5 separate regions of the Homo sapiens genome follow, and regions 1, 2, 4 and 5 are each linked to region 3. A link is a contact called in ENCODE Hi-C or POLR2A ChIA-PET data. All regions are on one chromosome and are shown on one strand. Each heading gives the region's core, a stretch centred on a gene start or an enhancer-like site at or near the end of the contact. The rest is flanking DNA. Distances are from core to core; before and after follow the strand shown. Region 1 holds the start of MIR122HG (MIR122 host gene). Region 2 overlaps NEDD4L (NEDD4 like E3 ubiquitin protein ligase). Region 3 overlaps LOC105372146 (a long non-coding RNA gene). Region 4 overlaps NEDD4L (NEDD4 like E3 ubiquitin protein ligase). Region 5 overlaps NEDD4L (NEDD4 like E3 ubiquitin protein ligase).

The links. A loop is a pair of places that touch in the nucleus more often than their neighbours do. ChIA-PET counts read pairs that join two places held with the same protein, here RNA polymerase II (POLR2A). Pooled maps may share reads with other maps.
Region 1: a map with no recorded cell type shows a loop between it and region 3 (4-fold over the local background). The contact joins the promoter of MIR122HG here to the enhancer-like site in region 3. A Hi-C loop is called at or near these places in 1 of 37 single-sample maps with no recorded cell type and 6 of 50 pooled maps. POLR2A ChIA-PET finds 5 or more read pairs at or near these places in 1 of 52 experiments (activated CD4-positive, alpha-beta T cell).
Region 2: a map of naive thymus-derived CD4-positive, alpha-beta T cell shows a loop between it and region 3 (3-fold over the local background). The contact joins two enhancer-like sites. A Hi-C loop is called at or near these places in 3 of 168 maps with a recorded cell type or tissue (mammary epithelial cell, naive thymus-derived CD4-positive, alpha-beta T cell and prostate gland), 22 of 37 single-sample maps with no recorded cell type and 13 of 50 pooled maps.
Region 4: a loop to region 3 is called in a map of mammary epithelial cell, with 5 times the contacts of the local background. The contact joins two enhancer-like sites. A Hi-C loop is called at or near these places in 2 of 168 maps with a recorded cell type or tissue (mammary epithelial cell and prostate gland), 1 of 37 single-sample maps with no recorded cell type and 7 of 50 pooled maps. POLR2A ChIA-PET finds 5 or more read pairs at or near these places in 1 of 52 experiments (activated T-cell).
Region 5: a map with no recorded cell type shows a loop between it and region 3 (7-fold over the local background). The contact joins two enhancer-like sites. A Hi-C loop is called at or near these places in 3 of 37 single-sample maps with no recorded cell type and 2 of 50 pooled maps. POLR2A ChIA-PET finds 5 or more read pairs at or near these places in 2 of 52 experiments (both activated T-cell).

What each region holds. Positions count from the first base shown.
Region 1 is chr18:58,442,025-58,447,685 of GRCh38, forward strand. MIR122HG (MIR122 host gene) reads left to right here and starts at 4,239. Exons shown (of 3, transcript NR_170245.1): 1 at 4,239-4,313.
Region 2 is chr18:58,318,054-58,323,385 of GRCh38, forward strand. It overlaps NEDD4L (NEDD4 like E3 ubiquitin protein ligase), which reads left to right. Exons shown (of 31, transcript NM_001144967.3): 7 at 4,372-4,433; 8 at 5,179-5,281. Among named protein-coding and RNA genes, the nearest start is that of MIR122HG, 130 kb to the right of the region's middle. Within about 2 kb of position 4,083, at least 13 of the 41 ENCODE cell types and tissues checked have a DNase peak (open chromatin) inside an H3K27ac peak, as active enhancers do.
Region 3 is chr18:58,758,067-58,763,246 of GRCh38, forward strand. The region is part of intron 1 of LOC105372146 (a long non-coding RNA gene); the gene reads right to left. Among named protein-coding and RNA genes, the nearest start is that of LINC01926, 53 kb to the right of the region's middle. RefSeq lists an enhancer at 3,917-3,966. Within about 2 kb of position 3,830, at least 5 of the 41 ENCODE cell types and tissues checked have a DNase peak (open chromatin) inside an H3K27ac peak, as active enhancers do.
Region 4 is chr18:58,335,227-58,340,794 of GRCh38, forward strand. It overlaps NEDD4L (NEDD4 like E3 ubiquitin protein ligase), which reads left to right. Exons shown (of 31, transcript NM_001144967.3): 13 at 252-311. Among named protein-coding and RNA genes, the nearest start is that of MIR122HG, 110 kb to the right of the region's middle. Within about 2 kb of position 3,910, at least 5 of the 41 ENCODE cell types and tissues checked have a DNase peak (open chromatin) inside an H3K27ac peak, as active enhancers do.
Region 5 is chr18:58,287,354-58,293,025 of GRCh38, forward strand. All of the region lies in intron 5 of NEDD4L (NEDD4 like E3 ubiquitin protein ligase), which reads left to right. Among named protein-coding and RNA genes, the nearest start is that of MIR122HG, 160 kb to the right of the region's middle. Within about 2 kb of position 2,243, at least 5 of the 41 ENCODE cell types and tissues checked have a DNase peak (open chromatin) inside an H3K27ac peak, as active enhancers do.

The DNA of each region.
Region 1 (5,661 bases), core at 2,989-5,488, 320 kb before region 3:
GAATCACTTGAACCTGGAGGAAGAGGTTGCGATGAGCCAAGATCGCGCCACTGCACTCCAGCCTAGGTGACAGAGCGAGACTCTGTCTCAAGGCAAAAAAAGAAAGAAAAAGGAAATAAGCTAAATAGTGCTATTAGAGAATTACTGTAAACTTAGCTCTGATAATGGTACGCAGGTTAAGTAGAGTACTCCTAAATTCTTTGGGGATGTGTGCTGAAGTGTTTAGGGGAGAAATATCACCATGTGCACAATTTATTTTCAACTGCCTTCTGAGAGTGGGCACCGCTCATTCATATGATGACTCTCTCCCATGATCACTGCAATCAAGCCCCTGCACCTATGCACCACCAGTGTTCTGAGCCTGTCTCCAGCCATAAGAAGAGGAACTTTTGTGGGAGAAGGTGATGCGTGTGTAAATGCAGAGATGAAACCAAGACTCGCTGTCAACACTCTGTTTTCACTTGGGTCCTGGCTTGTGACATTGGGTTGAAAGTGATTTTGATTCTCTTAATAACAAATCTGAGGCTGCAGCAACCCAGCTTCCTTCCAGCCCCACTGGGCTTGGCATGGTCCCTGCACATGGCAAATTAGGATCCTTTGTTCTCTTTACTGGTAAATAACCAGTTAGTCCGTACAGTCCATGCCCTTTGTCATTTCTCTATATCTAACTTTGTTTTTTCCTATTTACTTATTTCTTATTTTTAGAGACAGTGGACTCGCTATGTTGTCCAGGCTGGACTCAAACTCCTGAGCTCAAGGGACCCTCTTGCCTCAGTCTCTTGAACTAGTCATGATTAAAGATGAATTCATCTCCCGTTTCACTTAAGGTTTGAGAGCAAATGACAAGCAAGTATTCTCAGCTTTACTACACAGAGAGGAAACTAAAGCCTCAGAAATATGAAGTTATTTTTGTCCAAAGGCAAAAATCCAAATGACAAAGAGTCTTGAATGAGACCCAGGATCCCCAGTCCCCAAACTTCAGCATTCCTCATGGCAAAAGTTTGGCATTCTTCATTGGAACTGATTACTTTTTTTCCCCCCATTTAACAAAGCCTGCAGCTCATGGCAGGAAGATGAGAAAACCATGGAGCGAATCACCCACAATGATTGGAGCCTGCTTCCAGCTGCAGCTAGTGGAAAGTTACCTGATTTTCACTGTTGGTGAAGCCCAGTCTTGCAGCCTGTATCTGAATATACACATTAGGGATTGAGACATTCTAAATTAAACTTCAACCTTCCAAGATTCACATCTACCTTATTTTTTAAAAAGGCACTCATCTTTATTTCTTAAAAAATAAAAAGTCATGGACAGAGTCTTATTCTAGTGCCCAGGCTGCAGTGCAGTGGCACGATCTCGGCTTACTGCAACCCCCACCTCCCAGGCTCAAGCAATCCTCCTGCCTCAGCCTCCCAAGTAGCTGGGACTACAGGTACATGCCACCATGTCCAGCTAATTTTTGTAGCTTTTGTAGAGACAGGACCTTGCTATGTTGCTCAGGCTGGTCTCAAACTCCTGAGCTCAATCAATCCGCCCACCTCGGCCTACCAAAGTGCTGGGATTATAGGTGTGAGCCACTGTGCCTGGCCAAAAAATCACTTTTATAGGCAGCTGAGGTAGAGTTGTGTGATTTGCCAGAAGTTTGATAAACATTCATCGTGTCTCTGAAATTCAGAATCCTTGCAAGTACCGTGGCTAGGAATGTAAAGAAAATCATCTGAAAGCTGAACATGTGTCTTCATCCTGGTTTTCTAAATGAAGGGAAAACCATATCAGCAAAAATGCTGATGAAAGTGACCTGGAAAATGTGGGACGAGGCCTGGGGGTGGGAGGGGTTTATCCTGCCCTTTGAAAGAACGTCTTTGAAAGAACGTCTTTCTTTCAAAGGGCAGGACAACGGGGAGCCCTGAGGAATCTGTTTCACTTTAAAGGAGAAAAAACAACAGTTTTTTCTTCTTTAAAAAGGCACTCACCTTTATTTCTTAAAAAATGAAAAGTCACTTTTTTCTTTCTTTCCCAGACAGAGTCTTATTCTAGTGCCCAGGCTGAAAAAAAGCGCTGTGCACTTTTCAGAATTTCTTTTCAGAATTAGGATGGCTGAAATCAGGAGAAGCAACTTTAAAAGTGCACAGCAAGTTTGCAAAGGCAGTGCCAACACTGCAGCGCCAGAAATGTGACCATAAAAAAAAATCCCATTGACACCATATTTATCCACCGACGCTGCGGAGCACAGGGCTTTGGCGATTTCCAGAGAGCCCTCGGGATGTTTTTCTCGCCTCGGGGTGCACTGTTTGGGCTCTTCCCATAGGAACTGAAGGCCAGTCCCTCAGCCCTGTGGGAGGGCCCTGTCTTCTGTAGGGCCAAGTGTGCAGGATCTCTCAGGTAGTCATAGGCAACCTGAAGGAACTTAGTCCCCCCAGGACCCTAGGGAGCATGCCAGGAACAAACAGTGGTGCCCACTCACTGGGCCCATTTCTTGAGTTCAGCTCTTTGACAAGAAAAAAAAAGGCCATTAGTATATTTTTTCATTTTTACCTGAAAAGAAATATGACAACTAACAGGAAGTATGACACTATCAGGATGACAATACCTGCTAGTGAAATTAAGGCCACCCAGCTCCTCAGATCATCATCAACTGGAATGACCAGACCTCACTTCAGCTTGCATTTGTGTTTACTAGAGAGAGCAACGAGGAGTTTCCTTTTAAAGAATAAGAAGGCAAAATAGCAATGTGGTGTGAAATCTCATCTCTACAAAAAAGTACAAAAATTAGTCAGGTGTGGGCACCTGTATCCCAGCTACTGGGGAGACTGAGGCAGGGGGATCCCTTGAGCCCAGAAGGTCGAGGCTGCAGTGAGCTGTGATCATGTCACTGCACTCCTGCCTGGGTAACAGATTGAGACCCTGCCTCAAAAAAAAAAAAAAAAAAAAAAAAAAAGAAAAGAAAGGAAAGGAAGGAATGAAGGAATGAGAGAGAGAGAGAGAGACAGATTGAGAAAGTTGAAAGAAAGACGAAAGAAAGAAAGAAAGAAAGAAAGAAAGAAAGACGAAAGAAAGAAAGAAAGAAAGAAAGAAAGAAAGAAAGAAAGAAAGAAAGAAAGAAAAGAAAAGAAAAGAAAGGAGGGAGGGAGGGAAGGAAGGAAGGAAGGAATGGAAGGAAGCAAGGAAAAGAAAGAAAGAAAAACAAAATAACAAAATGACCTGAGAAGGAAAAGAAATAATCAGAGACATTAAAAATAATCGCCGGCGGATGGGTCTGGTGGCTCATGCCTGTAATCCCAGCACTTTGGGAGGCCAAGGCGGGAGGATCACCTGAGGTCAGGAGTTTGGGACCAGCCTAGTCAACATGGTGAAACCCCGTCTCTACTAAAAATACAAAAATTAGCCGGGCGTGGTGGCGGGCACCTGTAGTCCCAGCTACCCAGGAGGCTGAGGCAGGAGAATCGCTTGAATCCGGGAGGCGGAGGTTGCAGTGAGCCAAGATCACGCCACTGCACTCCAGCCCGGGCAACTGAGCGAGACTCCATTTCAAAAAAATAAGTAAATAAAAAATAAAAAGCAATAATAATAGCCGACAACAGAATACAGCTAGGCCGAGCAGCAGCCTCCTCTGCTGTCCGTGCGGCTCGCCTGTTGCCTGCTTCACTGCCTGACTGTGGGCTCTGTTTGTCTTGGTCCCCGTGGCATTACCAGAGCTTAGCAGATAAGGAGGAGCTTCATACATAATTGTTGGCGTGAACAAAGGAATGCATGGTTAACTACGTCAGAAATGACCAGTTCAAGAGGAGAATGAGATTGGCTTCCAAATGTTGGTCAAGAGCTCTACGTAGCATGAGCCAAGGATCTATTGAACTTAGTAGGCTCCTGTGACCGGTGACTCTTCTGTCTCTAGAAATCTGGGGAGGTGACCAGGTCATACATGGCAGTCTTCCCGTGAGGAACGTTAAACTGGTTGGAAGTTGGGGTTCTGAGGGGAAGATGTATTCACTAGGTGACCTGTCTTCTCTGCCTCGGTGGCCTCCATGGCTGCCTGCTGGCCGCACACCCCCACTCAGCAGAGGAATGGACTTTCCAATCTTGCTGAGTGTGTTTGACCAAAGGTGGTGCTGACTTAGTGGCCTAAGGTCGTGCCCTCCCTCCCCCACTGAATCGATAAATAATGCGACTTATCAGAAAGAGAAAGAATTGTTTACTTTTAAACCCTGGATCCCATAAAGGGAGAGGGGAGAGGCCTAAAGCCACAGAAGCTGTGGAAGGCGCCATCCTGCCTGCCACAGGAAGGGCCTTGGACTGAGAGGACCGGAGCTGACTGGGGGTAAGTGCGGCTCTCCCCCGGCGCCTGCCGACCCCCCTGAGTGATCAGGCCGTTCTTTGGGGTGGCCGCTGACCGAGAAATGACGGGAGGCTGCTGACTCCGGTGTTGAAAAAGATGCCACCCAGCGCCTGAGCAACAGGAGGTGTTGAACACACCATAACTTTGTCTTCCATGATTATTCTGTTTCCTCAGAAAGCTTGAGGAAAACTGGAGACTTTCTTTAGAGAGAGTAACAGATGGTTTCCGTTTAAAGAAAAATAACAAAATGGCTTAAGGAGGAAAAGAAATGATCACCCTGCAGAGGGAGAGAGGATGAGGCTGGGGAGGAGCTGAGGGCTCAGGGACGGTGTGGGGTTTTATTTCTGCCCTTGGAGTGGCTGGACATTAAGCCAGTTCTTGTTTTTACGATGGCCTGATTCAGCAATAACACCAAACCTTCAAACAAAATGCCGGCATTAGAGTCGTTCCTTTGGCATGCCTCTGTCCAGGTCATATTGTTCCCTCAATAGCACTAAAAATAGCTGGACACCTGTGCAGAAATGAGACAGTTCCTTAGGAATCCCCAAGCCTCAGCAATTCTCTTTAAAAAGAGTCCGTGGAGGCCCCAACTTGGCTAAAAATGTACCCAGTGATTCCTTCTTCACCACTGATTGGTGAGAAACACAGGCATGAATAGGTGCATGAATAGGGAACTTTCCAGATTTCCCTTCTAGATGGATTTCAATGAGGAAAGAAATGCTGCTTTGCTCCCTGTTGACAAGAACATTCTATTTTAAAATTTCCATGCACTTTCAAAATGACAAGACTCAGAAGCATAATACCAACTTCCTTTGTCATGTAGACTAACAGCCTAAAATAATCAAATGGATGCATTTAACACATCTATTTTAAATGGCAGTAAACGTGGATTCAGAGTAAAAAGCATCTCCACTTATCTTTCACTTTTTAAGAAATTTTTTTTTGGTACTGATGGGTTAGGTTTGCAGCAAGGTGACACTTCACAGTCCCCAAAGCACCCAAACCCCCTATGGGGTTGGCCCTAGAATGCTCTCAGCCCCTGGGAACAACATCTTAAAGCAAAGACAAGCTGCTCGTGCCCAGATCTGACCTGAGAAAGTGAGTGTTGCGATATTCCTGGTACTTGTGAATCTAAGACGTCACGCTGGGAGCTGTGGTGCATACAGAATGCGTACAGAGTGGTGAATTTGCTGGAGGGTCTGGCTTTGTAAAAGCTTCCTCCTTAATGAGCTTTTTTTCTCACTTATGAAAAGAAATGCAGGGCATTAAAAGAGGAGCAAACCAAATCTAGCCTGTTTTTCATACTCACGGATCCAGTGGGAAAGCTGCA
Region 2 (5,332 bases), core at 2,833-5,332, 440 kb before region 3:
TGTGTATAGGATGCTCATGGGGAAATTACAGTGGCATTCTGTTTGTGTGATAGCACACAGGTATGAGTGTGGAGAGGGCGGGAGCATATGCGTGTATTTTGTGGATCGAATTATGGATGCTGTGTTCTTGATTAGTATATGACCATTGTCAAGGTGGATTATTAACAGTCTGTAGATTCAAAATTTGTCAAAACCACCAAGCTTTAGATAAAAGGAAATAGACCAGGCACAGTGGCTCATGCCTGTAACCCCAGCACTTTTGGAGGCCGAGGCAGGAGGATCGCTTGAGTCCAGGAGTTAAAGACCAGCCTTGGCAACATGGCAAGACCCTGTCTCTATAGAGAAACTTAAAGATTAACCCAGCATGGTGGCACATGCCTGTTGCCTCAACTGTTTAGAAGGCTGAGGTGGGAGGATCGCTTGAGCATGGGAGGTCATTACTACGCTGAGCCGTGGTTGTACCACTGCGCTCCAGCCTTGGAGACAGAGCAAGCTCTCCTTTTGCTTTTACATTCAGAGACCAAGAGCAAACTTAGCTGTAACTGTACCATCATTGACTTTTCAACTGCCGTTTTCACATTTGTCTGTTAAATTCAGTGCATCGTTGTCTAAAAATTCATATGATATTTGATAACTTGAATCTATTAATTATTTAGCGATAAAGAGAACTCTGAGATCTGTATTAACAGAGTGAGATTTCTGGCAGGTGTCTGCCTGTTGCACCTTCCTCTTGACTTGTCAGCTCTGTCTCCCCTTCCCCTGGAGCCCTCAGTAACCCACCTTTGCCCAGCCACAAAATCTCTTCGTCCCTGGGAAAGGCAGTGGGGCAGAGAGAGCTATTTTAAAACATTAAGTTTTCCTAAATCCCAGTCATGTGCCACTTAAGACAACCATGGCTGACTCTGGAATTTAAATTTTCCTAGATGAGGCATTTTCAGGGTGGTGGTATTATTTGATGCCCTGCCTGTACTTGGAGGTAGCTCAGCTGACCAACATCCTTTTACCCCTTTTGTGTTTATGGCTGATGGCTGGTAGCAGGTAGCAGGCTGATGGTTCCCTCTCATGAGTGCAGAATTCAAAATCATGGAGTTTGGAGGGACTTCAGAGACACTGATTCACTCCCAGTATTTTCCAGGTGAAAAAGCCTGGGCCCAGAGAGGGAGGGGACTTGCCCAGCAATAAGCAGGTCATTGGTGGTGCTGGATCTGACCCTGGCTCTCCAGCATCATTGTGAGCCTGTGATGTGGTCAAGGGTGTGGGCATGGGGTGGATTCGCCCAAGGCTTAGGTGCTTGCAGTGGTTGCATACAAGTTTCGAGTCTAGGGACCCAGCAGGGCCCTCTCCTTCCATTTGCCTGCAGAATCCTTTATCTCACTCTATTCCATAGTGAATGCACCTAGGCTGAAAGCAACTACTCTCTTTCAAGATGAAAGTACTGAGTATCCAGATTTTCTTCTGAATGCTTTTACCCTGGAACGGGGGCAGCATTGTGGCTATTGTGGCTAATAGCACTGTTTGCAGCAGTGTGTTTAAGATGGCTTTCCACCAGGAGCACCCTCAAAGCCATCCTGGGAGGCTCCACTCAGCTCTGCTCCAGGGAACAGGATCAGATTGGAACCTGGATGAATGCCAAGAAGAATCTTGTAGTTATCTATAAGATCATCTTCTAATTCAGGCTAGAGAATTTCAATGAACGTGAACTTTGATTTTAATGCCCTACCTGTTACTGCTTGGCATTGAGTTGGCAGTACTGACAAATGATATGAACGTGTAGAATTGGCCAATGAACATGGCTAGTGTTTGTTGAGTGTGCCAGGTGCCCTTGAGAACTTTATAGAAACCAACTCAGTTGATTGGTTTGATCCTCACAACAGCCCTGTAAGTTATGGTTACTGCCCCATTTTATAGATGAGGACACTGAGGCCAAGAGAGATAAGGAACTTGCCCTTAGCCACTTGGCTCTGTAAGTAACAAAGCCAGGATGCAAACCTAGGAGATCTGCCTTTTGACCTGTGTGATATCAGTCATTTAAGCTGCATAGGGTATGGACAGACTCAGGTTCAGAGTCCCTCTAAGCTCCGTGGTTTTCCCTCTTCACTCTCTTGCATGTTCTCTGCTGCTCCTAGATTGCTCATGCCCACTGGTGATCCTGTAGGCTTTGTCATACTGTTTGATTTCCTATGTTTAAACTGTCCTTTCTCCCTGTTCTCTACCTCTCAAAGCCTTCCCATCACCCTGTATTGTATTGAACTCCACATCCAAAACCATTTTGATTTCCAAGTCAGAGTCCGTCTGTTCCCTGTACCCCAAGTCTCACAGAATGTAACCTCTCTGTGTCAGTGAATTTGTTCTGCCTTAGCTTCTAGTGGATTGTTGACATGATGGCTCTTCCCTTGTAATTGTAACCATAAGGACTGCTATACCATGTTGTATCCACATGTCGTTGACATAATATTGCTCTCAAATTATTTGTTGGTTGGCAGGGCATGGTGGCTTATACCTGTAATCCCAGCACTTTGGGAGGCCAAGGCAGGAGGACGTCTTGAGCTCAGGAGTTTGAGACCAGCCTGGGCAACATAGGAAGACCCCCATGTCTATAAAAAATAAAAATATTAGCCAGGCATAGTGGCACACACCTGTGGTCCCAGCTACTTGGGAGGCTGAGGTGGGAGGATCACTTGAGCCCAGGAAGTTGAGGCTGCAGTGAGCTATGATTGTGCCCCTATACTCCAGCCTGGACAGCAGAAGACCCTGTCTCTAAATTAAATAAATAAATGTTGGTTTAATAAATGAAAAAAGGAAGGAAAACCAGCAATAGTTTTCTTAATAAATTATCCATTTATTTCCTTATATATATTTACAAACCTTTTGGTAGAAAATATTTTCAAAATGTATGTTTATTACTGCCTCATAAGAACAGTCTAGAAAATATAATTTACTTCATTCAATGATAGTGAATTTTGAGAGCCTCCATAGTTTACTACAGATCAGATGAATTGAGTGCTTACGTGAGTACCTACTTGGTGCCAGGCAATGTTCTTGGCACCGGTGATCCAATGGTGAGCAAATTCAAGTCTCTGTTCTCATGGGCTTACATTCTGGAAGTGATGGATAATAAACTAGTATGTCAACAAATGAACAGGTACTTTCAGAAAGTGATATGAGGAAGATACAGCAGGACGATAGGATGGGGGGTGATAAGGGTGGCTGATGGTGGGAACTCTAAAGGATGAGACCTGGGATCTCACACTTGGATGGCAAAGTGGAAACAGCCATGCCATCCAGAGTCAGCTGTCCAGCAGAGGGACCTGCCTGTGCATGGGCCCTACTGCAGTACATATAATCTGCATCCATGGCAGATGAGGACAGGATGGTTGGGAGTACAAGGAAGGAAGAGAGAGACTGGTTCCCAATGAGGTTAAAGTTGATTCAAGGCCAGATTATAGTTGGTCTTCTAAGTCATAGGAAAGAATTTTCAGTTTATTATGAGAGGAGTAGGAACCCATTGAGAGTTTAAAGCAGAGAATGACATAAACAGATAACATTTCAAATAGCAGTGCATACGTACATACATGTGTGTGCATGCACGCGCACACAAACCTGATACAGTAAATCACTGGACTGGTTTATCTCTTGCTATAAAAGTATTTGAAATTGTGTTTAATTGAAGGGTCTAGGTATTTGAGGTTTTACTGAATATATAGTATTTAAAGATTAATGAAATAGTCACACTTATTTATCCAATTTCCTGCTTTGGTAGGAACTTCACAATGAACTTCACACAATCAAATGAACACTGATTTCTTTAAAAATGAACAAATACTCCACTTGTACTCATAGCTTCATGAACTGAACCTCAGCAGAAGGTTGATCGGTGCTGCTTCCTGGGGTGATCTCTGTGCAGGAGATAGTCTTTCAATTCTCTTAGGCTGATGTTGTGAGATTTTAATACAAAAAACAAAGTTTCCCTCAAAGATTAAATCTTGTATATTCTTCTGTTTACTCCACCCATATGTGTCTCGAGTCACAGGCATATAGCAAGGCACTGGTGACCGCTGGTTCTCCGAAGTGAATCAGCTCTGTGAGACTGAGGCCACACCCTGCAGTTAGAAATTTTACTTGGCAATGACAGCTGTAATTTTGTCATTTGTCTGTGGCTGGGGCTGGCTCCTAAAACCCGGTGTGGATAGTGACATCTAGTGGATCTCTAGTAGATCAGTTCCGTGGACTGTCAGGTACCAAGTGAAGAAACACATTCAGCGGTGCCACATTCTAAAATTCAAAATATATTCTCTGTAATCCAGTTGCCTGTATCTAAAACATGAAATTATTAGGAATATTAAAATTTAATTTACTGTTTTTTCCCCACAGACAGAAGATCCAACCATGGAGCGACCCTATACATTTAAGGACTTTCTCCTCAGACCAAGAAGGTGAGGCTTGTGGGTATGGGTGGGTGGGGATGCCTGCCCTGCATGCTGTAGGTATAGGTGGGGATGCCTGCCCTGCGTGCTGTGGATATGGGTGGGTGGGGATGTCTGCCTTGCTTGCTGTGGTGTGGGTGGGTGGGGATGCCTGCCCTGCATGCTGTGGGGATGCCTGCCCTGCGTGCTGTGGGTATAGGTGGGGATGCCTGCCTTGCGTGCTGTGGATATGGGTGGGTGGGGATGCCTGCCTTGCATGCTGTGGGTGTAGGTGGGGATGCCTGCCTTGCGTGCTGTGGATATGGGTGGGTGGGGAGGCCTGCCTTGCATGCTGTGGGTATAGGTGGGGATGCCTGCCTTGCGTGCTGTGGATATGGGTGGGTGGGGATGCCTGCCCTGCGTGCCGTGGGTGTGGGTGGGTGGGGATGCCTGCCCTGCATGCTGTGGGTATGGGTGGGTGGGGATGCCTGCCCTGCGTGCCGTGGGTGTGGGTGGGTGGGGATGCCTGCCCTGCGTGCTGTGGGTATAGGTGGGGATGCCTGCCCTGTGTGCTGTGGGTATGGGTGGGTGGGGATGCCTGCCCTGTGTGCTGTGGGTATGGGTGGGTGGGGATGCCTGCCCTGTGTGCTGTGGGTATGGGTGGGTGGGGATGCCTGCCCTGCGTGCTGTGGTGGTTGGCTTTTGCTGAAGACGATTTTAAGTGTCCTTTGAAGTCACAACCCTTCTAACCAATTTTCTTCCATTATGTGTGCAGTCATAAGTCTCGAGTTAAGGGATTTTTGCGATTGAAAATGGCCTATATGCCAAAAAATGGAGGTCAAGATGAAGAAAACAGTGACCAGAGGGATGACATGGAGGTACGTGGAGGGCGTCAGGCCTCTCTCCTTGCCTTGAGATCATATTCATGT
Region 3 (5,180 bases), core at 2,580-5,079:
ATTTGCTAATTATAATGCATTAGTATGCTAAAAGGCACTCCCACCAGCATCATGACAGTTTACAGATGCCATGCGATGTCCAGAAGTTACCCTATGTAGTCTAAAAAGGGGAGGGACCCTCAGTTCCAGGAAATCACTTTCCCAGAAAACTCATGAACAACCCCCCCCGGTTTTGCATATGATCAATAAGTAACCATGAATATACTCCGTCCAGCAGCCCATGCCACACCTCTGCCTATGGAGTAACTACTCTCATTCCTTTACTTTCTTAATAAACTCCTTTGATAAACTTTATGGACTCACCCTGAATTCTTTTGTGCACAAGATCCAAGAACACTCTCTTGGGGTCTGGATCAAGACCTCCTTCCAGTAAAAACTTTGCCAGGCTCACCCCTCTTCTTTCTTCAAATTGTACCTTAAGTGACACATCCTTCAGAAAAACTTACTGCTCAGCCTCCAAATTGGATAAAATTCCCCTTTGCACATTCCCAGGGAGCCTCGGCTTGCCCCATCAGGGGCCCTATCCCTCAGCACTGCACCACCTCTCCTTGTCCTCCTTTCCAGCATCAGGCAGACTCTGCAGGGCACGCCCAAGAGCTGGAGCTTAAGCTCTCTCCTTGGAGTCCCAGTCTCTTTCCCACTACACTCATCTCAGCAGACGACCACTCAGCTCACTCCATGGAGACACAGAGGCCATAGGAGCCCACGCCCCGTTCCCGTCCCCAGCCTCCATGCTCTCTCGTTCCCACCCCACTCTGCGCCCCCACCAAGCTCAGAGTTCCAGATACTTCTCCAGGGCTGAGCTTCACATGAGATCCCATCTCCTCTGTCAGCCTCTGGGTTTTTACCCATCTGTTGCCAAATTCACCCAGGATGCCAAATTCATAGAAGCACTCCCTAAGGACCTGCCCCTGCTCGCTCATCCGTGGGGCTCACATTGTCCTCCCTTTCTGATATATACAGCCTCTCCCTGGACACTGGCTTCTTGACCAGAGGCTACAACATCACCCCACAAGGCATTTCTCAATCCCGGGTGCCCTCTTCAACTCTCCCTCATTCTCTCCCACACTACTCAATAACACCACCTACACCCACATCTCCATTCCTTCACATCCTGTTCATGCCTCAGTCTCCCAATCCAACCTCAATTATGAGATGAATGAAAAATGGAGAATGCTTTTTTTTGAGATGGAGTCTCGCTCTGTTGCGAGGCTGGAGTGCAGTGGCATGATCTCAGCTCACTGCAACCTCCACCTTCCAGGTTCAAGCGACTCTCCTGCCTCAGCCTCCCAAGTAGCTGGGATTACAGGCGTGCGCCACCATGCCCAGCTAATTTTTGTATTTTTAGTAGAGACGGGGTTTCACCACATTGGCCAGGCTGATCTCAAACTCCTGGGTTCAGGTGATCCACCTGCCTTGGCCTCCCAAAGTGCTGGGATTACAGGCATGAGCCACCATGCCCGGCTGAAGAATGCCTTTTTGTTTGTTCAGTGTATGGCGGCTACAATCTACTTTGAGATACTTCAGACCTTTTTAAAGAATGAATTCCTGGCTGGGCGCAGTGGCTCATGCCTGTAATCCCAGCACTTTGGGAGGCCAAGGCGGGTGGATCACCTGATGCCAGGGGTTCGAGACCAGCCTGGCCAATGTGGTGAAACCCCATCTCTACTAAAAATACAAAAATTAGCTAGGCATGATGACAGGTGCCTGTAATCCCAGCTACTTGGGAGGCTGAAGCAGGAGAATCACTTGAACCTGGGAGGCGGAGGTTGCAGTGAGCTGAGATCACGCCATTGCACTCCAGTCTGGGTGACAGAGTGAGACTGTCTCCCAAAAAAAAAAAAAAAAAAAGAATGACTGATGAAACCTTAGTGAGGGAGGCACACGTGCATCCTAACCTAAGCAGGCGGTCCAGGGAGAGGGCACTGGCTCTCGCTTCAGCCAACCTTGCGAAGCCAACCTGAGATTCCCCATCCCTGGAAAAATGCTTCCTTTAAGATCTCCCAGATCATCTTTACATGGCTGTGCTGTCAATGAGCATTTTTGAATGTTCTCATTTGCTTTCAGAATTCTTCCTGGGCATTATCTGATCCCCTCAGATCTCACAGATGCCACATGCCCAAAAAACCTTGCTGCCGTTTATTTCTTCCTGAGGTGGAGTCTTCCCTTCAGTGGAAACAGCCCACCGTTGCTGCCACCCCTTCTGCTGGGACACCCTGGGGACTCGATGTCAACACTGCAAATCCCTAGAATTTACTGCAGTTCTTTTTGCTATGGGGAAGAGATGGGGTGAGCAGAAGTGCAAAAAGATGCCTTCTTGCCACCTAGTTTCTAGTCACTGCCTTCCTCTCCCAAATGATGCCTCCACTCATCCACTCTAAAGTCCCAATTCCTCAGCTTTCAGGCAGAGAGCCCACTACTACACCACTGTAAGTTGTGACTGACTAGCCCTCCCAGGAACATTGGAAAATTTTGAGGGAGAGAAAGAAAAAAGGAAGAGAAGGAATGAGACAGAAATCTCTCCTAGAAACAGCCACACATGGCCAGCGCAGTGGCTCACGCCTGTAATCCCAGTACTTTGGGAGGCCAAGATGGGCGGATCACGAGGTCAAGAGAACAAGACAATCCTGGCCAACATGGTGAAACCCCGTCTCTACTAAAATACAAAAAAATTAGCTGGGCATGGTGGCGCGTGCCTGTAGTCCCAGCTACTCTGGAGGCTGAGGCAGGGGAATCACTTGAACCTATGAGGCGGAGGTTGCAGTGAGCCAAGATCGTGCCAGCCTGGTGACAGAGCAAGTCTCCATCACAAAAAATAAATAAATAAAATACAAAAATAAATAGAAAAAGAAACAGCCACACATGGACCAGAAAGTTGAGCCTCTGGTGACTTGACTTCAGGTGCTGCGGCAGGCAGGTGGCCCAGGGAGTAACTGGGGAGTGAAAATGAGAATGCAGCACATGGACCAACTCCTGTTGAGCCTCTTAGCAAAAGCCAGCCCTGTCCAGTAGAGCATTTTCCAACTGTTGCAAAAATTACCCTATGAACACCTCTCTCCCCAGAGTTCAAACTCGCACCTTTGATGATACTGCTTCCTGCTGCCATTGCCTATTCTGATGTCAGAGCAGCCATTCCCATGGAAAATGGAATGGAAAGCTAAATGGAGAGTGAGTAGGGGTTAAGACTTCTCTAAAATACCGCGGCTGCCAGGCAATTTCATTAAGGAGAAACAGAGATGGACAATGTCATAAACATTCTCCAGCCATCAGAAGAAACCACTTCCAGGAAAAGTAAATTTTGTGGTCGTAAACACTCACAGCAAGGGCCAGGCCACAGGCAGCGTGGCACTGGCAGAGAGCAGTGGTTGAGGTGAAAGTCACCCTGGGGCCCAGGTCTCAAACTTACCCTGGCTAGACTGAACCAGAACATTTTTCCGTTTCTTTTCCGTAAATTAATGTTTAAAAGTTCCCCTCCCCACATAATCCCAATCTCACTTTCAAGAGATAATGCTATCTCTTCAGTGTATATTTCTTCCGGTTGTATTATGCATATAAATCTCCAGACCATATGGACACACACACACATATGCACACACACGTATGAGTATTATACACATACATGTGTACAGATATCTTTTATACATGTATACACACAGGTGTACACATATGTGCATATGTGAGATCATGCTGAGCTCACCGTTTTCCAGTTCCTACTTTCACTTCACAATAGCTCTTGGCCATCTTCCACCACAGTGTATTTAGAGTGACTCTATAAATAGAACGATTTCTAATGCACCTTTCAGATTTCAACTCTTTAAATAAATGCGACAAGGGCACATCTCGTGGTCCAAGGTCGTGACTGCTAAGGCCCAGAGAACACAACAAATTTGCTGGCTTCAGCCGTGCTGACCTGCTGGAAGATGGGTACAGGCTCCTAAGTGGATGCTGCCATTTGTGCGCCTCCCAGCCACGCACCCCACCCTCATATACACACTATCCCTTGAGGAACATTTACCTTCCTTCCCGCCCCAGGTGTTTGTGACTTGGTGGGTAGTGGGTGACAGAGATGCACCTGTGTCTTCAGAACACAGGCCACTGAAGGACAGCAGGCCCGGGGCTGGTGGGGGCCTGAGCATGCCCTCCCTCACCAGGCTGACCAGGCTTGCATGCAGTGGGGCAGAGGCAGTGGAACTATCCAGAAAACATGCCCATCCCCCCGCCCAAGCCATCACAATGGGAGCTGAGTACAGGGTCACTAGGACAAAGAGTGAATGGAACCATCTTGAAAACAGCGGTGATGTTTCCTGTCTCCGCTGGCACAGGCCTCCGTGGAGCCCACGTTCTTTTCACAGAGTTCAAGTTGCTCAAAGAAATAAGGAGAGGCCACTTGTGAGCAGTGGTCCTCCAGGTGAAACCCAGAGGGCGTCGGGATGCCCACAGGTTCCTCAGGAAACTCATGCGGGGAGACATGGGGGTGCCAGGGACACGCCTCCACCCCACCATGGCTGCCCATAGCAGGGTCCGTGGCAAAGGGACCAGGTGGCCCATGGGTTAGTGGGAGCAGATGCCCAACCACCTCCTCCAGGCCCCACTGCCCCCTTGGGCCACCACAGAGACCTCCAACTTCTCCATCCTCTCTGTCTCTCCCTCTCTCTCCCCACTTGCTCTCTTCCTCAAGGGCCCTTTCCCTGTCAACTACCACTGGCACCCGGCTGGAGGAACAGGGCAGGTTTGCCTGTTAGTACCTGCGGCAACTCATCCCCCAGCCCCTAACTTTGAGGCGATCCCATTTTCCTCCTGTATTCCCTGAGCTTGACACAGCTGAATGTGGAAGACCCCAGGGCAACAAGAGGCTTGGGAAGGAAGGTCACACTGGAGTCGCGGGGGAAGGGTCACCCAGGCACAGGTACTCAGCATAGACTGCAGATGCTGGCCAGCCAGTCCTACACCCAGCTTACTGCAGAGGCACGACCACACTTCTGCTGCAAGGCTGGGGGAGACTCTGTGGTTTCGGTGAGGAAGAGGACAAGGAGGTGAGCGAGCCAGGAACAGCCCCCGCATGTCTCTTATCACGCCTTCATTCCCCTCTCCCCGCAGCACTGAGCTTCTGTGTTTTCTTTCCCCCAAGACTGTTCTCTCGGCTGCTGGTGGCAAAGGAGAGGGCTGCGGGGGAAGGAGAG
Region 4 (5,568 bases), core at 2,660-5,159, 420 kb before region 3:
GCAGCTCACTCTTTTGAGGTTGTCATTGTTTACCCAGGTCAAGGATGAGCCACCTTGGGGGGCATAGGGGTCACGCTTCCTTTGTGCTACTGGTCATCAGCGACTGCTGGCTTTGTCTGGATAGGGTGGGTTTCAGGGATTCTGATCTCACGTCACCTGCCTTACAGCGCTGCCACAGCAGTGGGCCCTGATTCAGACAGCAGGGGGTCATCCCCTAAGTGCATTTCACTGATGTAAATTATCATTCACAGCCCAGTGCCCCAGCTGGGAGAGCGCGTTCATCAACTGTCACGGGTGGTGAGGAACCAACGGTAATGATCCACTTTATCAGACATCAATAGCAAGAGGCCGTGAGGCAGTTTTAATATTTCGTGTAGTGGTGAATATACGCTGTTTTTAAAAATAAGATTAGCTCCTTTGTGCTACAGAGCTGCACACGTTTCTTATTTTAAGCTTCTCATTTGGGGATTGTTTAAAGGTACTGGGTAAAATAGAATGATTTTTTTAGTCCCACATAATTTTATTAGGAATACTATCAGGCTTTGGTTAAGTGCATTTAACTTGACCATTTAGAAGATATTTTTGACTTTTAGTGTTTGTACTCCTGATAAGTTTTTCCATTTCATTAGAATGCTTGGTTAAAGTAATTTGGTTGGAAGATCATCAAAGAAGCCACAGGAATTGCATGAGACTGTGTGTGTGATTCCTGGATGTGCCCAGGGCCCTTCTCTTTTCTGTATCTCCCCTACCACATTTTTCACAGGGGGTTAGACTTTTCTTGTCCCCAGAATGCACCATGACCCTTTCTCTGCCACCAGGGGCTCTCCTCACACAATGAACAAGTTTCCGTAATTCCAAGGGAACATAATTAGGATATATAAGTGATCTAGAAAAATTTATGTTTCTCTAAGCCAACCATTCTTATTCATTATTTTAAAGAATGTATGGTATTCCTGTCTGTGGGTGACTTAGATTTGTATTTTAATTGCCTGTTTTCTACTTGATCCCTAAAGTTAGGCTAGCTTATAGTTTATGCTTCGCACTGCAATAGCTGTTTAAAGAATTTCCTGGCCGGGCACGGTGGCTCACGCCTGTAATCCCAGCACCTTGGGAGGCTGAGGCAGGTGGATCATGAGGTCAGGAGATCGAGACCATCCTGGCTAACACAGTGAAACCCCGTCTCTACTAAAAGTACAAAAAATTAGCCGGGCGTGGTGGTGAGCACCTGTAGTCCCAGCTACTCGGGAGGCTGAGGCAGGAGAATGGCGTGAACCCGGGAGGCAGAGGTTGTGGTGAGCTGAGATCGCACCACTGCTCTCCACCCTGGGCGACAGAGCGAGACTCCATCTCAAAAAAAAAAAAAGAATTTCCTTATTGTTTCACCTGTGTTGTATTTTGCTATAACTGCTCATTACTTGTGGATAACTTTACGTATACAATTGCTGATTTTCTAAAGATGTTGATGACTTCAATTTAATGCTCAGCATTGTACAGAGGAAAATCAAACTGGCAACAGTCAGCCCCAGAACACTCAGCTCAGGTTAAGATATTGAGCTACAGTGGTTTACATGAGTCATGTGTTGAGTGAGGCAGCCTCCAGTAGAATTCAAGAAATTCTACATGAACTATTACCCACCGTGCACTTGTAATTTCTGTGGGAGTAGTGGAGCTTTGAGGGGGACAAGATCGTTTTGTGAGATAATTTTAGTTGAATTCAGTGCTGATGAACATCATCTGTATATCACCTATTTTTGTATTTTGTTGGCCTTGCAACCTGCGTGTAGCTTTGGAGTGTTGTGGTAGCTGATGTAGTAAATGAAGTAGGAATGGAATCATTGCAGTACCAGGCTCCATGGCAAGGGTCACCTGGCAGGACAAGGTGACCCCTCTGAATGAGATCCCGGGTGGCACGTTAGACTGCCATTTTCTTGCCTTCTTGCCTGCACTCTCCCCTCCCCGTCACTGAGTTTCAGCATGGGTTGGGTGTTTTCTTTCCACAGGCTTGGCAATATTCATTCCTAAGTGTTTCATCTACTTTGGTAGATGTAGATAGATCTCCCTACCTACTTAGGTTTGAAAGGATCACATCCATTTCTCTTCTGCTGTATCCTGCATGTTTCTCTTCCACATCCTTTGTCGTGAATGCCCTTGACTTCCTGTCTTGCAATTCTGTCTCTTCACCCCGTGTTTCCCTCTTTGGCATCCCCTCTGTTCCTCTGCACATCACTCACACTGAAGTGTATTGTCCTGGGCTGGAGCCATCATGGTATTATATCATCTCACTGCCCCTGTGCTCTCACAGACATACGGCTGTGTACACATAGGTACACATTGTGCCACTTTATTTTATTTTTTTTAAATGGGATGTCATGTATACATTACTTAGCAACTTGGTTTTTTTTTAACTTATGTTCATTCTTCTGGGACATGTTAATAATTACATAATATTCACTGACGTAAAGGCACTACAGTGTTAATTTCCCGACATTCAAGGACTTTCTGCTCCCCCTACCCTGCCCTTTCAACTCCATACGCTGTGCTGAAGTAACCGTCCTGATATAGCTTTCTTTCTATGATAGTGCTTTCATTCCTGTAGTCTAATAAACAGGCCCTGATTCTCAGCCAAGAAACCACAGCCCTTTGATTTATGGCAAATAAACGCACAGTGGTGTCACTTTCTGGCAGACTAAGCCAGGGCCCTCCCCATGAGATAAAAGGAGAGGGATAGCACAGTCCTTTCAGTCTTTGTTGTATATATTCTAAAAATACACGAGCCACCATTACTGGGTTGGTGCAAGTCTTGGCAAATCTGTGATGGTCAGTGTCAAAGTGGTTATTTTTAAAAGCATATTGAAACTTCTGCAGTTTACAATCGTGTTCTTTATTTTAATGAAAGAAACAGAGCCACTAGGAAGTTCTAGCTAATGGCTTTTGGGCATCACAAAGCAGTAGTGTATTCAGTCTATGATGAAAAGCTGTGAAATGTTAAACTAAGTCGCCATTTCTAACTGGTTTGATTACTTTTTTGTTAAGCTAGGGTGGAACATGCTCACAAGCACAGAACAGCAGAAGGCTGGTTTTGGCTTCCTGGCGGGCCCTTCCATGGCCTGTCTGTAGAAGCTGAGTCCTGCCCCCTCAACTAGCCGTGCAGGGTGGGAGGCAGTGTGAGTTACAAATGGAATCATCAGCACAAGTTGTTCTATGTGGTCATTTGGAGAGAACACTGTAAAGAAACATTTCCAAATTGCCCTCTCACATAAATGTAACTAAATTACAGGTTGCCAGTTCAGTTCTCAATAGAAGAGAGAATGAGCATTTTAATCAAATTCAGCGTTCTGTACTACACTCCTAATTTTCCACAAACTGATTAGTGCTATTCACTGTGGCTGTATGAAAGTAACCTGTATGGCCAGGTGCAGTGGCTCACACTGGTAATCCCAGCACTTTGGGAGGCTGAAGCGGGTGGATCAATTGAAGTCAGCAGTTCGAGACCAGCCTGACCAACGTGGTGAAACCCTGCCTCTACTAAAAATACAAAAATTAGCTGGGCATGGTGGCGCTTGCGTATAATCCCAGCTACTCAGGAGGCTAAGGCAGGAGAATCACTTGAACATGGGAGGCGGAGGTTGCAGTGAGCCAAGATTGTGCCACTGTACTCCAGCCTGGGCGACAGAGCAATACTCTGTCTCAAAAAGGAAAAAACAAAGTAACCTGGTTGCTAGAATTCATACAGCTTTAGGATTCAGTTCTGACATGATCTATGACACATCCATGTGCTTTCAGTTGATCAGTTGCCTCCCAAGTGTCCTTTCCAGAGATTGAGTAACTGCAAAAATATCCTTAAGGTTTCCAGAGCTAAGGTTTCCGGAGCTGAGTTTTCCAGGGGCGGGGCCAGGGGGAGTGGGGAGTTATGGGAGGGAAGGGGCCTGGGAGAGGGGGAAGTGGATCACCAGAACGGCTGAAGGGGAGGGCTCTGGGCGGAGGGAGCTGAGAATGTAACACATTCCATTTAGTATTTCATTGATTGTATAAACAATAGTAGGTCAAAACTTGATAGCACATACTTTGCCAGAGATACTAATTGACCAGGAACTTAGGTTACAACTTAGCTCAGCAGGGGAGTCCATTGAAGTGCCCGGATCCACGTAGCTCTTTGTGTTGGCATCGCTGCTAGAGGAGGAGGGGAGGAAGGAGCTTCACTCAGGCTGCATGCTAATTCATCGATGTTTAATATTCATGAAAGGATTAAGTCAGTGTTGATGTTTCTTCTGCTCCTGCTGAGTCTCCACACCTGGATCCAGAATGCTCCATGATCCGAGTCTTTGTGTCTTTATAAACTATCTTTAGGGAGCTTTAGGACTTTATCTCGGGAAATATTAAGGAAATGGTTTTCCTTAATATCAGCAGAAAGTTTTCTTACACATAATCTAAAATCAGCTGCTTCATGATCTTACCCAGGTGATCTTTCTCTGAATTGTGCTTTTAAGCCTGGGAGGTTAACATACTGCTTCTCTGTGGATGGGGTTTTCAAATTACCCGGCAGCATCCTTGTTGGTGCTTTCTCTAATTTGAGATCCTGGAGTCCACCAGGGAACTCCAGGTGACCACCTTCACCAAGACACATTGCTGGTAGTGCAGGGAAAAGGTGGCATAAGCACAGGAAGAAGTTAGGTTCAGAGGAAATTTGTATCCTCAGCCTAATAGCAAGAAAACGACAACTGCTAAAATATCTGGAAGTAAAAGAAGCAGCTTCCTTTTGTAACCTCACGTGAGAGGTTATTCCTAAGGCATGGGCTCCTCCTATACCTTTAGATTCCCCTAGGAGCCGTGGTATAGCTGTGGTCGGCTTCTGGTTTCTGAGCTTTTCCCCACTTAGAGCTCTTTCACAGGCACAGATATTACATGCATCGCCTATGCATTCAAGCCCTCCTGGGACAGCCCTGATCTCCAGCATCTGTCCCAGTGCCTCCATACATCATCAACACATCCTTGTTTTTCAGTGTTTCTCCATCCACACTGCATTTCTTAGACTGCTTCTCAGGGATCTTCTTGTGATCAAATGTGGACTGTCTAAATACAGTCACTCTATGCGGGGCAGGTCTCTAAACCCAAAAACTGCCAAGCTGTGTTCACCTTCAAAGAAACACACTCCTATCAGCAGACTTGGGTGCACATAGCCTGGGGTGTGAGGCTGGGTGCTGGGAGACTTCCTGAGCTGGGGCACACAGATGTCCTGGGTGGTCCTCCAGATTATATGCTACTGTGTGACCATCAGTATCCTAGAGAAGGGGCTCTGTGTTGGGATTTTAAAATTTTGCCCCAGAAGCTACAGTGTTAGGGTCCTAAGCTGATGGAGGAATGTAGGCCTAAGCTAGAAGAGCACCCCATGGGAGCTACATCGAGGAGAAACTCAGAGCATCCCTCTCATACACAGTGACACTGGACAGTTTGAAATACCTTTAAGCTCTACCTGGTTTGGCAGTGGAATTTAGTAGCTAGAACAGATGATAATGTTTTTCCCTTTCCCTGTGATCACCTTGGCAGCAACCCTTTACGTTTGAGACTACG
Region 5 (5,672 bases), core at 993-3,492, 470 kb before region 3:
AAGATACATCCACAAGAAGAAAGATAGAGGGAGCATACCGTTTGTCTTCTAGTATAGGCTCCCTGCCCATGGAGATCACAGAGTAGAATTATGATGGGTGCCTTAGAGACCAGCCTCCCTCAGGATCATGAGTTCACCTCGGCACCACAGCTCTGGGCAACGTGGAATTAGACAAATTAAAGTAGTTAAGTTCTGACTTCATAGAACAGAATCTAAACTTTTGTTCATACTGCTTTTGTGTTCTTGGGCCATCTGAAAACCTTTTCTGTGTAAATATTCCTGCAATATGCGGTCTTACAGAGGTCTTATCACGCATATTTCCCTTTGCTTCCTTATGTATCGTATTTTTTCAAGAAGAAGACATTCAACTTTAGAGACAATGGAATCATTGTGTTGTGGCTTTAATTCAGGTCATTGTCCTTTTGTGAGTTGCACGTGTGCGCGAGCCTGTGTGTTTTGCTTGGAGGAATAGTGAATAAGCAAGGAGCAGAGTCCATTTGCTTTTTCTAACAGAGGGTGGGGCAGATTCTCTCACAACCATTAAAGAAAAAAATAAGATACCAGCAATAATGATAATCAGTCATGCATATGTAATCGTGTGTAGTTCATACTTCAGATTCATATACAGCTGAGCATGATCTTGAATGTTACAGGAAGCAAGCTTGAAAGTCAAGTTACAGTAGAACTTTGCTAATTCATGCCTGACTAATTTGCCCACCCAGTAGTTCCTACTGAAATCTTGCCATTCCTCTACCAACTTTCAGAAAAATTTGATAGCAGGCTGTGGAGAAGGCTCATGTTACTTCTTATGTCAAGGTGTAAACAAAAAAGAGAGCACAAAATACATCCATCAGACCACATGAAGTGAAGAGAGAGAAAACATCTGCTGAAAGCCGGATTCTCTGTTTTTTTCCTGCTTTTTAAATGTAATCTGTCTTTGTTTATGCATGCCCTAGAAACATGCATAAGTAACCCTGAGTAGTCTCTTAGTTTAAGAAAACCTACTATAAAATTTCTTGTTGTAAAATAAAATTCTAAAAGGAATAAGTTGTGGACATATAAGTATCAGACAGTTTATGTAAGACTTTACATAGGATGCAAGGTAGGCTGTAATATGATTTGGTAATTGTTTTATGGGGGAATTTTGTTTTGTATAGCGAAAAAGAACAGTGAGTGATTTAACTGAATTTTATAGTTTAATATTGTTGTTGTTTTAACTAAAATCTTTGGTTTGCTATTGCAAAATGAAAGAGAAAGGAAATTTTGGTTAATGTTAACTTTATTTCCAAAACCATGTGATGGATGCTGACCAAATGTGTCTCAATAGTGCCATTGAGGTCTGTTGCCTTTTTTTTTCTTTGAGGTGCTAAGTGAAATGTGTTTTGAACCTTGAATGTTCACTATGCGACGTTCTTTGCATTACAGGTAGATACTGCAAACTTGCTTCAAAAAAACTAAAAAGTTCAAATAACTAATGGTTCATATTTGTTCCAGTTAGTAAATATCACGACAAGGTATCATCGTCATCCCATGTTCTCAGTATAGATTCAGCTTCATTTCTTACACCACACACCCAGAGGCATAAATGGAAGTACACAGACAAAAGGAAAGGCCTGAGTTTAAATGTAGTTATCATGTTCAGTGTTCGACATTTTATTCTGAGAATTTAAGTGTTTCTACTGCAGTACCACAAAGTCAATCTGCATATTACTTTAACTAGATCACTTGTAAAAATAAATGAATAAATGACCAGTGATGGTTCAGTGACAAGAGTGCCAGATGAGTCATGAATGTTTTCACAAGTAAATTTGATAGTAAACTGCTAAGTTTACTGTATACGCTGTGTACAAATTAGCTCAGATTCAAGATTTTTGCTCTAACAACTGAACGCTCAGTTGCATCTTTAAACTTTTTGTTGCGTGAGAGGGGCTGAGGGGCAGGTGGGAGGAAGTCAGCCTGCAGGTGGGAGGTTTCTGTCTCAGGATTGCTGATACCCCTGCATGCTGCTGGGTTGCAGCCTTGGAGTATATGGCCTATGAGACATGGCATGTCTGATTTGATGGAAAAAGCAGCGGAGAACCAGTGAACCAAGCTATTCCGTGTATTGACTTTTTAATACGTTTACTACAAGAATCTGCCTTTTAAAGTACTTTTAAATAAGGTTATAAACATAAGTGTGTTTTGGACACAGCCTGCAGCAAGCATGCCTCTCGAGGTGTAAGATGAGTCAGCTACACATGCTCAGGGGCCCGTTCCACCAGCCACAGTAGCTGCAGAGGGTGAGAGCAACTGAAGCAAGAGAAGCTCTTAGTAATTAGGGGAAGGAAGCCTCCACTTGACACCGCATCACCACCAAGTATTTATTGAGTGTCTTTGGTGTGCAAGGCAGGAGAATATCTTCTATGGATTCTACATATTTCAGGGTTACCAGAGTTATAAAATCCCTTGAAATCTATATGCACAAATTGTAAATACGTATGCAGCTTTTTATAAGTGTTCAAATTCTGCCTTAATTGTGCTCAAGGATCAGGGTCTCACCCCAGCATTGTATACCATTGATAGTCATGATTTCCTTAGTGAAATTAAGTAAATTGACTTTCAGAGACTTTATTTCATATTCATCATGTCCCCATGTAGCCATGAAAAAATGATATGTTTAATATTCATCTATTTGTATGATTAAAACAAAATATCCGCAACTACTGACGATTCAATGATCAGATATTTTACTGTAAATTAATATCATCATAAACTCCTAGACATTAGACTTCAGACATTCAGAGCCCACTCGATGCTTGGCACAAAGCAGGCACCAAATACATATTTATAGAATGAATGAACAAATGAAGGAAGAAACAAAGAAATGACTAATGCACCAACCATTTATCAGGAAGTTTAACAGGGAAATTCAACAACCAGATTTGTTTTGCTAATCTTATTAAAGTGCAACATGTTTGTTGTAAAAATAGATCCACATTCGTCATTGAACTGGACAGTCTAAAATAGATCCAAACCCATTGTTTGATTATACTTCACAAATGTAAGGTAAAATAGATGATACTATCTGTCATTTGCTTGATGCTATTGGCAAATGTGAAGCAGTTACCAGCATAAAAGCTTGGAGGTTACTCCGAATGTATATAAACAACAGTGGCTAGGCTCACAAGTGGGAGAGAGTCTAAAAATAGGTAGGCGATCCCTTATCTCGTTGCATTGAAAATTGTGTTTATATGAAGTGATATTATTAGAAATGATGTGTGAGAAAAGAATTTCTGCAATGTCTCCTACAAATTAGAGTGAGAAAATGTATCTTTATGCAGCTTTGAACAAAGGATTATTATTGCTGGACTGTGGACCAAAATTTTAGTCAAGTTTTTTTTTTTTAATGAAAAGAAACTGTTCATTTATGCAGACATACAACTTTGTGTCCTATAGAGACTTGTCATCTGCTCTTAAAGTTAGCACCCTATTTTTCCTCTGGATGTCCACTGAGAAACCCACTGGTGTGATGGTCATTGAAAAAGAGAGTTGTGTCAGAATGCCCTAAAATCTTAGTGGCTTAACACATTCCCAAGTTTATTTCTCATTCACACTACCCGTCAACATAGGTTGGCAGGCATTCGGATCCACAGGGTCACACAGAGAACCAGGCCGACCGACCCACATGGTCACACAGAGAGAGAACCAGGCCGACCGACCCACATGGTCACACAGAGAACCAGGCCGACCGGCCCACATGGTCACACAGAGAACCAGGCCGACCGACCCACGTGGTCACACAGAGAACCAGGCCGACCAGCCCACATGGTCACACAGAGAACCAGGCCGACCAACCCACATGGTCACACAGAGAACCAGGCCGACCGACCCACATGGTCACACAGAAAACCGGGCTGACTGAAGTTTGCACTGGAGCTTTTCACAGCCCCCACTCAGAGGTGAGATAGGTCACCTTTTCTCATTAGCCAAAACTGGTAAGATGGCCTTCCCTGACCACAAGGATGCTGGAAAGTGTAGTCATCTTTTCTCTGTGCCTGGAGAGGAGAGAGAAGTGAAAATTGGTAAGCAATATTTCTATTTTAAAAGTGGTTAGAGTGTAGTGCAATGAATCTAGCACCATTGGTTCAGTTTTAAATGGACTGATTCCATTTGTCTAATTCTGTGTCAGTTGGCTGTTTTCTGACCCCTGAGAATAATTTAGTCTGGCTGATTCCCCCATTGTACCAATTGCCTGGCATATGACAAATGCATTTTTGCCTGTAAGACAATCTTTGCCTAGGAAAGACAGCCCTAATTTTTATGTCTTGTATTTTCCAGTAAGCTAATCTGGAGTATCAGTTTTTAAGACTGATACACAATTAGATGAAACTAATTAAGGACAAAACATTTGCCACTTTTAACTGTTGATAAGTGAAACTGAGATTTCCCCCCACCCCATGGATACAGTGAACATTTGTCAGCAGCTGGTAATGGCTAGTATAAAGATGTATTCAGTTTTCCCTTCCCTTCCTCTCCCTCCAGCCTTCCAGCCACCCCCTTCCCAAACATTTATGCTCATTTAGAGAAAAGCAACCCCAGTTCTCTTACCTGGGATATCACCAGTATAAAAAGCACATTCGTATAAATTATCTGGCCTTTAATTACCTGTAACCCTGTAGGAAACCCCCTGGGAAAAGTACCACAAAAGAACGCAGCTCTGGGGGTCTGTGAGAGGCACCCAGTTCACACCCCTAAAGGACAGAGCGAGCACTCAAACGCACAGCTTTGGGTGCCCTCTGAGGCGTGCACTGGCTGGTAGCAGTGGGTATCAACCATGGAAGTTCACGGAAGATTAAACCGCAAGTTCCCACGCAAGGCCAAGTGGCTGCCAGGACTTGGAGGCACTGACCCTGAGTGGTCCTTCCACCTCAGCGTATACTGTCACTGCTGCCTCTGTGGCTTCCCCTTTCCCTCCAAGTAGAGATAGATGTCTCGAGGTGCTCCCCACCCCAGCCAGGTTGTCCTCTCCTGGGTGGCATTTTCCTTTCTACTCTCTGGGGCTTTCACCACCCCACTGGGCATAACTCTCCACAGGCTCCCCTGGGAGGGGTGCCCCCACCTCACCCGCCACCTCACTTCTCAGCCCCTCTTCCCATCCAAGGGCTCCCTGGGCTGCCCCCACCCTAGTCATGATCTCGCTCCTCTACTCTCTCGTAGTACTTTATTTTTACCTTGCTCCTGGCTCACATTACATGCTTATCTTGTATTTATAGATGGTTCTATATATGTCTCCTTTTGCATCCTTTTCTCAAAGCTCCTGTGAGGCCAGGGATGGTTTTATGCCTTTTCTCATCCCCTTATGTTCTAGTATAATGCTTTACACATGATTAAATTCTCATCAGATGTTGAATGAATGAGCTTATTATGCATTACTTCTTAGTACAAAGAAATATTTGGAACGTAAGCTCTGAAATGTTGATATTCTGTGGATGCTTGGATTACATACAATGTCCTAAATAAACACTTGCCTGTTAAGTAGAAGTCAGTCTGGAAAGTGATACCTTTAGATCCATAAAATGTTTATAAGGCACATGAATGGACAACCACGTTGTTTTTTGCTCTTTTATATGTTTAGGTTACTGACAGCCCAAAATACATTAGCTTGTCTTTGGGCTAGGAGGTACCTAAAGTTG